2 separate regions of the Homo sapiens genome follow, and region 2 is linked to region 1. Evidence: chromatin contacts called from ENCODE Hi-C or POLR2A ChIA-PET data. All regions are on one chromosome and are shown on one strand. The core of a region is the stretch at or near the end of the contact, and the rest is flanking DNA. Distances in the headings are between cores, read along the strand shown.

Region 1 (3,642 bases), core at 317-2,816:
TTCTATATAAAAACAGGTTTGGGCTGAAAAACCTGCTAGCTCCAAGTATAAATCTGGGAGGACAGGGCTGAGTCAGAGCTCACTGACCTTCTCAAAGAGGCTTGAGACATCTTTGTGCCAGCTGCACTACTGGAAGAGGGAGTCCTCAGGGGAAAAACACCCACTCTGTTTTATTAACGGAAAATTTGTCATTCTGGTTTTAACTGAAGGATTAAAAAGGAGACATGAGAATACTTCAGACATGAATTTCTGTATGATTTGGGCTCCCAGGCTTCAGAGATTCCTCTCAGGCAGACAAAGAAGGCAAGCCATGGTCAAGAGCTCTGGCCTTTATTTTGTTTCCCTGTGAAACATTTTGTGAGACACAGATGCAAGAGTAAGTGGCTTATTCCAGGTCATCCCAGGAAACAGCAGCAAGGGTGTGGGCGAGTTAGACAGTGAAGAAGAGGAAGTCAGAAAAGAGTTTGTGATCAAGCAAGTCACCACTGTGGCTAAATTGGCAGTCATTTTCATGAAAACTGAGCAGCCGTGTAGATGGTGCACCTCAGAGTTAGGGAAGCTGAGGTGTGTTGTCCACAAGTTTCTCATTTGTCATTGGTTGATGGCTACATCTAAGACCAGTAACTGGTACAGAGGCAAGTGTTATCAACATAAGTTATATGTTTCTTTTTCTAACCTTTTTTTTGTGCTTTAGTAACTTCAGTTTGTATATCAGAGAGTCAACCAATTCATTGACTATTGAAATTTACTAAATTCATTAACCTGTTGACTGAAATACCAAGCCCTGTATTCCTGCTCTCACACCTAGTCTTAGATACAGCATCACTGTGCTTATTCAATTTTTGTATTGAATAGACATAAATGTTGATTAGTCTTAAAGGAGCATCCACTTTCATGTAACATATATTGTATTCATTGTGAACATTTTTGAAGTCTCCATAATTATTCATTTTGGAAATACTACGTAATGCTAATTGCATAGATCCATTTATAAAATGGATAATATTTTGAAAGATATTAATGTGCTTTTCCAGTATTTTTCCTCATAGGGGGTCTTTCAACTAGTTTACCTGAGGCATCCCTGCCTCTGGGAAATTAAGATATTTAGGTAATATTAAGCTTTTGGTATGCAACATAGGATTGTACAGCAAGTTAGTATTCTTACAAGCCAGGCTATTGTCTTAAGGAAGGATTTTCTAAATTTTTTTGGTTCCCTCAGTTGCCACATTAGCAACAGAATGTCTTGTACCATGTTGTCAATAAGCTATATTAACAATCAAACTGGAGGTCTCAGCCTTTGCCTATCATGGGGCTCAGATGGAACCTGGAAGGAGACTATGATTAAAAAGATATAAATGAAAAGCTGCCTCTTCCTGACCTTGAAATGCTATGAGAAGAGTAAGAGAGAAAAGGTCTAGGAGCAGAGACATTTAGATGTCTGCTCAGATTTTCACTTATTTGGAATTGGTCTAGAGAGGGACAGGTATATTAGTGAGGATACTACAGTGATAGCAGATGACTCATGTTTCCTATATCATCTAACAAACTGCCCTATACTGATCTAGATTACATTAACAGTCAAATAAATTTGAATGTCTCCAGCATGATTCATCACTCAGATCCTGTTGGTTAGTTTTTCCAGCCTATTCTTGCTTTCCTTGTGGTGTAGAAAAGAGTCTAATTTGAAAGCTTTCCAGAGGGGTTTTGTGCAGTGGGGAAAGGTGGCTTCTCAGCAAGGGCTGCTGAGTGGACAGCCTGAGCTGGGGCTGAGTGGTGTTAAAGGCAGACCTCCTATAGACCTATGGGAGAAGTTTAGGTGCACTCAGAATAGCCAGGAGCCATCACTAGGAGCATTACTTGAACCAAGAATATCAAAAAGTTAAAAAAAACTTCAAAGTTCCTGTGCTTCTGTCCTGGAGGTCCATAGGACCCCAAGGAATGAGATAGCCAAGGGCATCGCCCAAAGGCCAGAAGATGAAAAGATAGCATAAGGACCTTATAGTTCCTCAGCACCACAAGGTCATATAAGAAGGTCCCCATAGCTCTTCGCTCATATACCCATTCACCACTTGCAGAGCAAAGAAGGGGGAAGGTGAGACTATCTAAGAAAAATAACATTTTTATCTTATAGAGACTAAGTACCACTTAAAGGGATTATTTTGCTTATTGCATTTTATTAAGCTTTAACAATTGCCTACTTAGTTCATTTTTTGCCGATTTAGTTAGCAGAGGAGTGGGCATGAAGAATCAAAAGGAAGATCACGGTAGCTAGCACAAAATGAAGACATTACTATTTGCTCTGCAATTCCAAAATGCAGTATGATTTAGTAGTATCTACTCTGATATAGTCATATTCTTTAACATATCAAGTATCCTAACCATTAAATATGGGGACCTCAAACTGGCCTTTACCAAATTATCTTCATTCTACCTCTGCAATATTTCTTTTCCTTCCTTCTTTCCAACCAGGTCTTGCTCTCTTCCCCAGGCTGGAGGGCAATAACGTGGCATGCAATCATAGCTCACCACAGCCTCAACCACTTGGGCTCAAGTGATCCTCCCACCTCAGCCTCCCGAAGTCCTGGGATTATAGGCATGAGCCACTGTGCGCAGCCCTCTGCAATATTTCTAAACTCTCTTTGTCATAGCTATCCTGCTATTGCCCTAGTCCAGACCTTTCAGCCTCACTTGGACTAAACCTTTTATACTGTGTCTTCAATTCATGGCTTGCCACTCCAGTCCATCTACAGTTTTTTTTTTTGCCATGTGGATTTTACTGAACACCTCACCCCTTGCCATTTCATTGCTCCAAAATCATCTTGCCTAAATAACAAATTCCACATTCTTTAGACTGGGATTTGAAATTTTCTTGGATAGAGCTTCAATCCACCAACAGGTCTTTTTAGGATCTTTGGAAGAGCATACACATCCTCTCTTTGTGTCTGTGTTTATATTGGCTCTACTTCTTGGAAAGTCCTTCCTTTCCCATCTGTATAAGCTCGTAAACTCTGCAAATTCAAGCTTTAGAACAAATGTACCTCTTCCAAAAAGTTTTTCGTAACCCACTCAGGTAAAAAGCATTTTTACTATCTCCTCTCAGCATCGTTTGCATGGTCCATATTGGGAGAGTCTTATCTGTTCTATGAGACTATATTTTTTTTACAGTGCCTTGCTCATGATGGTTGTTGAATATATTTTTAAAAATTTGACTGGGTAAAGGGAGGCTATATATATGTTAGACTGTAATGCTTAATTAGTAATGTTAAACAGATGTGTATTATTTACTCTACATGGACACTGAATGATTTTTAAGAGATACAAATTAAATAAAAATAATTTCTTATGCCATGTAACACATCCATAAATGTTGTTGCTGATAAGTTAAACAGGAATGTGTGAAAAGTCATTGTAAACTATAACAGTTGGAGCCTATCTGAAGGCCTATAAATACCTAAAGAGGGCTCTTGCAAACTGAAGGATGGTTTTAATAGAACAAACTGTTCCATTTAGATTACATGAACACACAGTTTTAAAAATACAAAATTAGTGTCTTGTTTATAGTTCTCTACCCACTGGATTTTAGCAGCTTCTTTATTTTCAAACCACTTGAAAAGAAACAAATGAAAACTTACATAACATGAA
Region 2 (4,086 bases), core at 956-3,455, 91 kb before region 1:
ATTGCACTGACCTATGGAGATACTTTAGAGAATTAATGTACTGTACTGCGTGTGTTATATGCTAGATTTCACATATATAAATATCCTGAAAAATTAGTCATTTAGTTAGCTGGATCATTTAACAGACTTAGCAAAAAATGATAATCCTTTTTAGCAAGTATTTGTTCATATTGGCTAAATATTTGTTTAAAGGTTTGTTAAATATGTATGCAATTTGCAAATTCTGGTATCTGAAAAGATGATTAAAGCAATCATATTTTTGTAACAAGTTATTAATATTTTATATCTTCTTACTATATCTTCAATTTCTGGTATACATAAAATGATTCCTATCTTTCTTAATCTCTAAGATTATATCAAATAGCTTACCCAGAACAAAAATAAAATATGATGTCTGGCACTACCTCATATTTAATCCTTAATTGCAGTTCAGAAACAAATTTGATCCTTGGCTTAACATTCAAATGTGGTGGATTCCTTTCAAATGGTAGTGGATTCCTTTCTAAGGAATAACATGAAGAATCATACAGTCTCTCCAAGTTGAGGATACCAATATTCAAAGGACAATAGAGTCCCCTTTTTATGGTTTTTTTAAGTAACCTTAAGAAATTGCTTTCATATTGTTTGGGAATCTTCAAAATTAAAAATAAAATGGAATTATGATTTTCCCCTCTACTTCTAAATAATAAAAAAGAAAGAATACAAATTATCTCATTACTTCTCAGTTGTAAAATGCTGAAGTTAGAGAACTAAAATGTATATAACATTCTAAAATGAGGTGTCATAAGGAGGACAGAAGTATAGTATTTAAGCAATATAGTTCCAGGTGTGTGCATGTGTGTTTTCAAATCTACCAGGTCCAATTCAAGATGTCACCTCTCCTCAATATTGTCAAGGGGAAAAAAGGGCCCTGGATTTTAAACAAAGAAAAGGATCTTATCATGAGTGGCTATCGCCTGAATGTTGGTATCCTTCCAACATTCATATGTTAGAATTTAATCCTCTCTTAACATTATAGAGAGGAGAGGCATTTGGGAGATGATGAGGTCATGAGGGCTCCACTCTTATGAATGGAATTAATGCTCTCATGCAGGGGCCTGAGGGAGCTTACTTGCCCCTCCTGCTCCTTCTGCTATGTGAGGACACAATGTTGGCCTCTTTTGCCATGTGGAAACACAGCAACAAGGCACCATCTATGAAGCAGAGTGTGAGCCTTCACTAGACACAGAATTTGCTGTTGCTTTGATCTTGGACTTTCCAGCCTCCAGAGCTGTGAAAAAGAAATTTCTACCACTTATAAGTTACCCAGTGTAAGGTATTTTGTTACAGCAGCCAGATTAGACTAAGAGAAGTGTCAAGCTTGAGTCAAATCTTTAATAATCTCAGTTTGTGATATAATCATGCTACGTTGGAGGTTTTAATAATTATTATCATCTTACTAACTAGCAGCCCAGAAACTCCTTTAATTGAATGTTACTGGCAGTTTTAGCTTTTTTTCTCACATGAGTGCACTATAATATATAGCACAGGTGAGGGCAATTAACTCCTTGGTGGCAGGAACACGTCTTTCTTTTCTTTTGAAAGTTTCCAAACCATAGCAGGGCCAGTTGTTGGGGAATGTACTGTGTATAGTAAAATGTTCAGCAGCATCAGTAACCTTTACCAACAAGGTATCAGAAGTACTAAGCCAGTTGTGATAATTAAAAGTCTCTCCAGATATTGCCAAATGCCCGCCTGGGAGCAAAATTACCCTTGGTCAAGAATCACTGCTCTAGTTGGTTGATTTGATGATGATTTATATTTGAGTGATTCTTTTGCCAAATATGTAGGTGACATCTTCTTCAGCCTGCATTTCTTTAGCCACATGTGTAAGATAATTCTGGTTTTATATATCTTCATCATGCTGTTATAAAGTCTCAATAAAGGTATAGATAAATCTAGACTCCTAGTAAAAATGTGCTATGCCATATTGTGCAGAGCCAAGGAGATACCGTTACCTGTTTCTACAAGAGTCAGAACTATTAAGCAAAGCACTTTTTCCACAGTGACTGATACCTAAACAATGACTCATAAATTACAACGACCTTTGTTGTTAAACTTTTATTGTTAATAAATTTTAGAACTGTACATTCCTTTCTCTTCTGAAATCTGGAGTATCACCAAAAGTATGCTTAGCAATCCTTTGGAACAGAAATGTTCTCTCTCTGTCATGTGTCCTTTGTCCTATTTAAGAATACTTAAGTGTTCCAAACAGCGGACTCGGTAATGAGTTAAGTTGCCTTTCCTTCACCTAATGACAAATGGAAAATGGTGGAAATTCCATTAAAAAACTAACAAATGGAGTTTTTCTTCTAGAGCCACAGTCATTTTCTTAAACATTCACTGGATTTAAGAGTGAAGAGTTCAGCTTTCTAGGGAAATTTTCTAATTTCTTAGGGTACTTTTTATGGCTTTAGAACTGTTGTGAGTAACCCTAGCTCAGGAGCAGTTCCTAGATTTTCGACTTGGCTGAGCTTGTTGTATAACTGTGGATCAATACATATTTGTTGGTGAATGAATAAGTGATTAAATATTCTTCTTTTTCTAAGACATTTGATTTAAAACTAAGTGAATTTCCTTACAATTTAATAGCAGATGTGCTATTTTTATCCCTTATCTCCATGTCAGAGCATTTAAATTGAGGGTAGCTGCCAGAGGCAGAGTAAAAAAAAAAAAAAAAAATCATGTGTATAAGCTTTCTTCTGCCCTATTTCCTTTTGCTCCCATTTACTTCATAATAACATACATCCATCACTGTTGGGGTTGACTCTTGGCTAGTTTCTCAGTACAGGCTAATGTGAACTTGCTACAAACACTTACTGGGTGATGATAACAACTTAATTTTTCTAAAGGAATAATAAAAGTGTAAAACAAGTCCACTCTCATTCATAGTCAATATAAGAAAGCAGTGGGACTGGGCTTCTCAAGAGAAAATAACATTTCCTATGGAAAGGAAGCACACGTATAGTTTTTCTTTTTAAAGAGATATTTTATGGAAGCAAACTTAACGTGTTCTTTAATTGGCAATGTTATCTAAGTTATTTTCTTAAATGTATTAATACTCTCACATCTCATTCTTTGAGATAAGTTAAATGCTAAAATTTACGTTTACATATGTGAATGTATGTGTGTGTATGTGTACTTTAGGGTCTCTCTTTCTCTCTTTCCAAATTCCTAGTTTTCTCCTTTAAGCCTCTGCCATCTACAAAACTAAACAGCATGTAACACAAGGTCTGCCACATGATAAGAGTTCTGTAGATATTAATAGCTTGTAATTTTACTTCTACCCTTTCACCGTTATTGTGCCTGCTCCATGGTTTAGTGTTTTCTGTAGAGAGAATACTAAAAATGAATCCAAGGCATTTTCTTGAGTGTTGGCTCTGTTTATGCCAGCAGGGAAAAAGCACAGTTTTAGAAACTTCTATTTTGCCCTGGTTTAACATCTTCTCCTGTCATTATCTCAACTTTCATTACTTCGAGTGGAATATAGAAATAAGAAAGCAAAAGCAACTTTCCTATTAATAAAATCTACCTTTATCTCATTACATTCAACGTTAAAATAGAAATGCCAATAATTTAAAAAATTAAAATAGGCAGAACACTAAGTGTGCTTCTATTAGGGCATTGTATCCTTTAGTCCCATTTATTTGCAGTCAATCCATTGCTCAGGTATGACTGCCCACATTAGCTGACTTGAGGTAACACACTATAATGTTTACTTAGAGAGAGGTGGCTCATGTATTTCGGGCTTGTAGACACTGTGGGAGTTAAAAACAAAGACCATTTCCTTTACTACATTTACCTTAACATCTGAAAAGAAGAACAATGAATTTTCATGCATAGCTTTCCATTCTTCTTCTTTTCTAAACATTGGAAGTCCTTTCTACCTTTTTCCTCCTGCCAAGCTCACAAGACAAGACAAGGCCGAGGCCACAACCCGAGTGATTTGACGGGTAAATATACTATTCAATTTTAGGTTTAGAGAGTTTATTACTTACGTAGACAGCAAAAGGAAGAATAACTGAAGGTGCTATCTACTGGGTCCTT

What was found. Hi-C counts contacts between places; a loop is a spot of excess contacts on that map. ChIA-PET counts read pairs that join two places held with the same protein, here RNA polymerase II (POLR2A).
Region 2: a loop to region 1 is called in a map of PC-3, with 5 times the contacts of the local background. The contact joins two enhancer-like sites. A Hi-C loop is called at or near these places in 1 of 168 maps with a recorded cell type or tissue (PC-3). POLR2A ChIA-PET finds 5 or more read pairs at or near these places in 1 of 52 experiments (activated T-cell).

What each region holds. Positions count from the first base shown.
Region 1 is chr5:102,625,463-102,629,104 of GRCh38, reverse strand. All of the region lies in intron 1 of LINC00491 (long intergenic non-protein coding RNA 491), which reads left to right. Among named protein-coding and RNA genes, the nearest start is that of LINC00491, 44 kb to the left of the region's middle. Within about 2 kb of position 1,566, at least 4 of the 41 ENCODE cell types and tissues checked have a DNase peak (open chromatin) inside an H3K27ac peak, as active enhancers do; they include PC-3, where a contact is called at or near this core.
Region 2 is chr5:102,717,035-102,721,120 of GRCh38, reverse strand. The region is part of intron 2 of LOC105379104 (a long non-coding RNA gene); the gene reads right to left. Among named protein-coding and RNA genes, the nearest start is that of PAM, 36 kb to the left of the region's middle. Within about 2 kb of position 2,205, at least 2 of the 41 ENCODE cell types and tissues checked have a DNase peak (open chromatin) inside an H3K27ac peak, as active enhancers do; they include PC-3, where a contact is called at or near this core.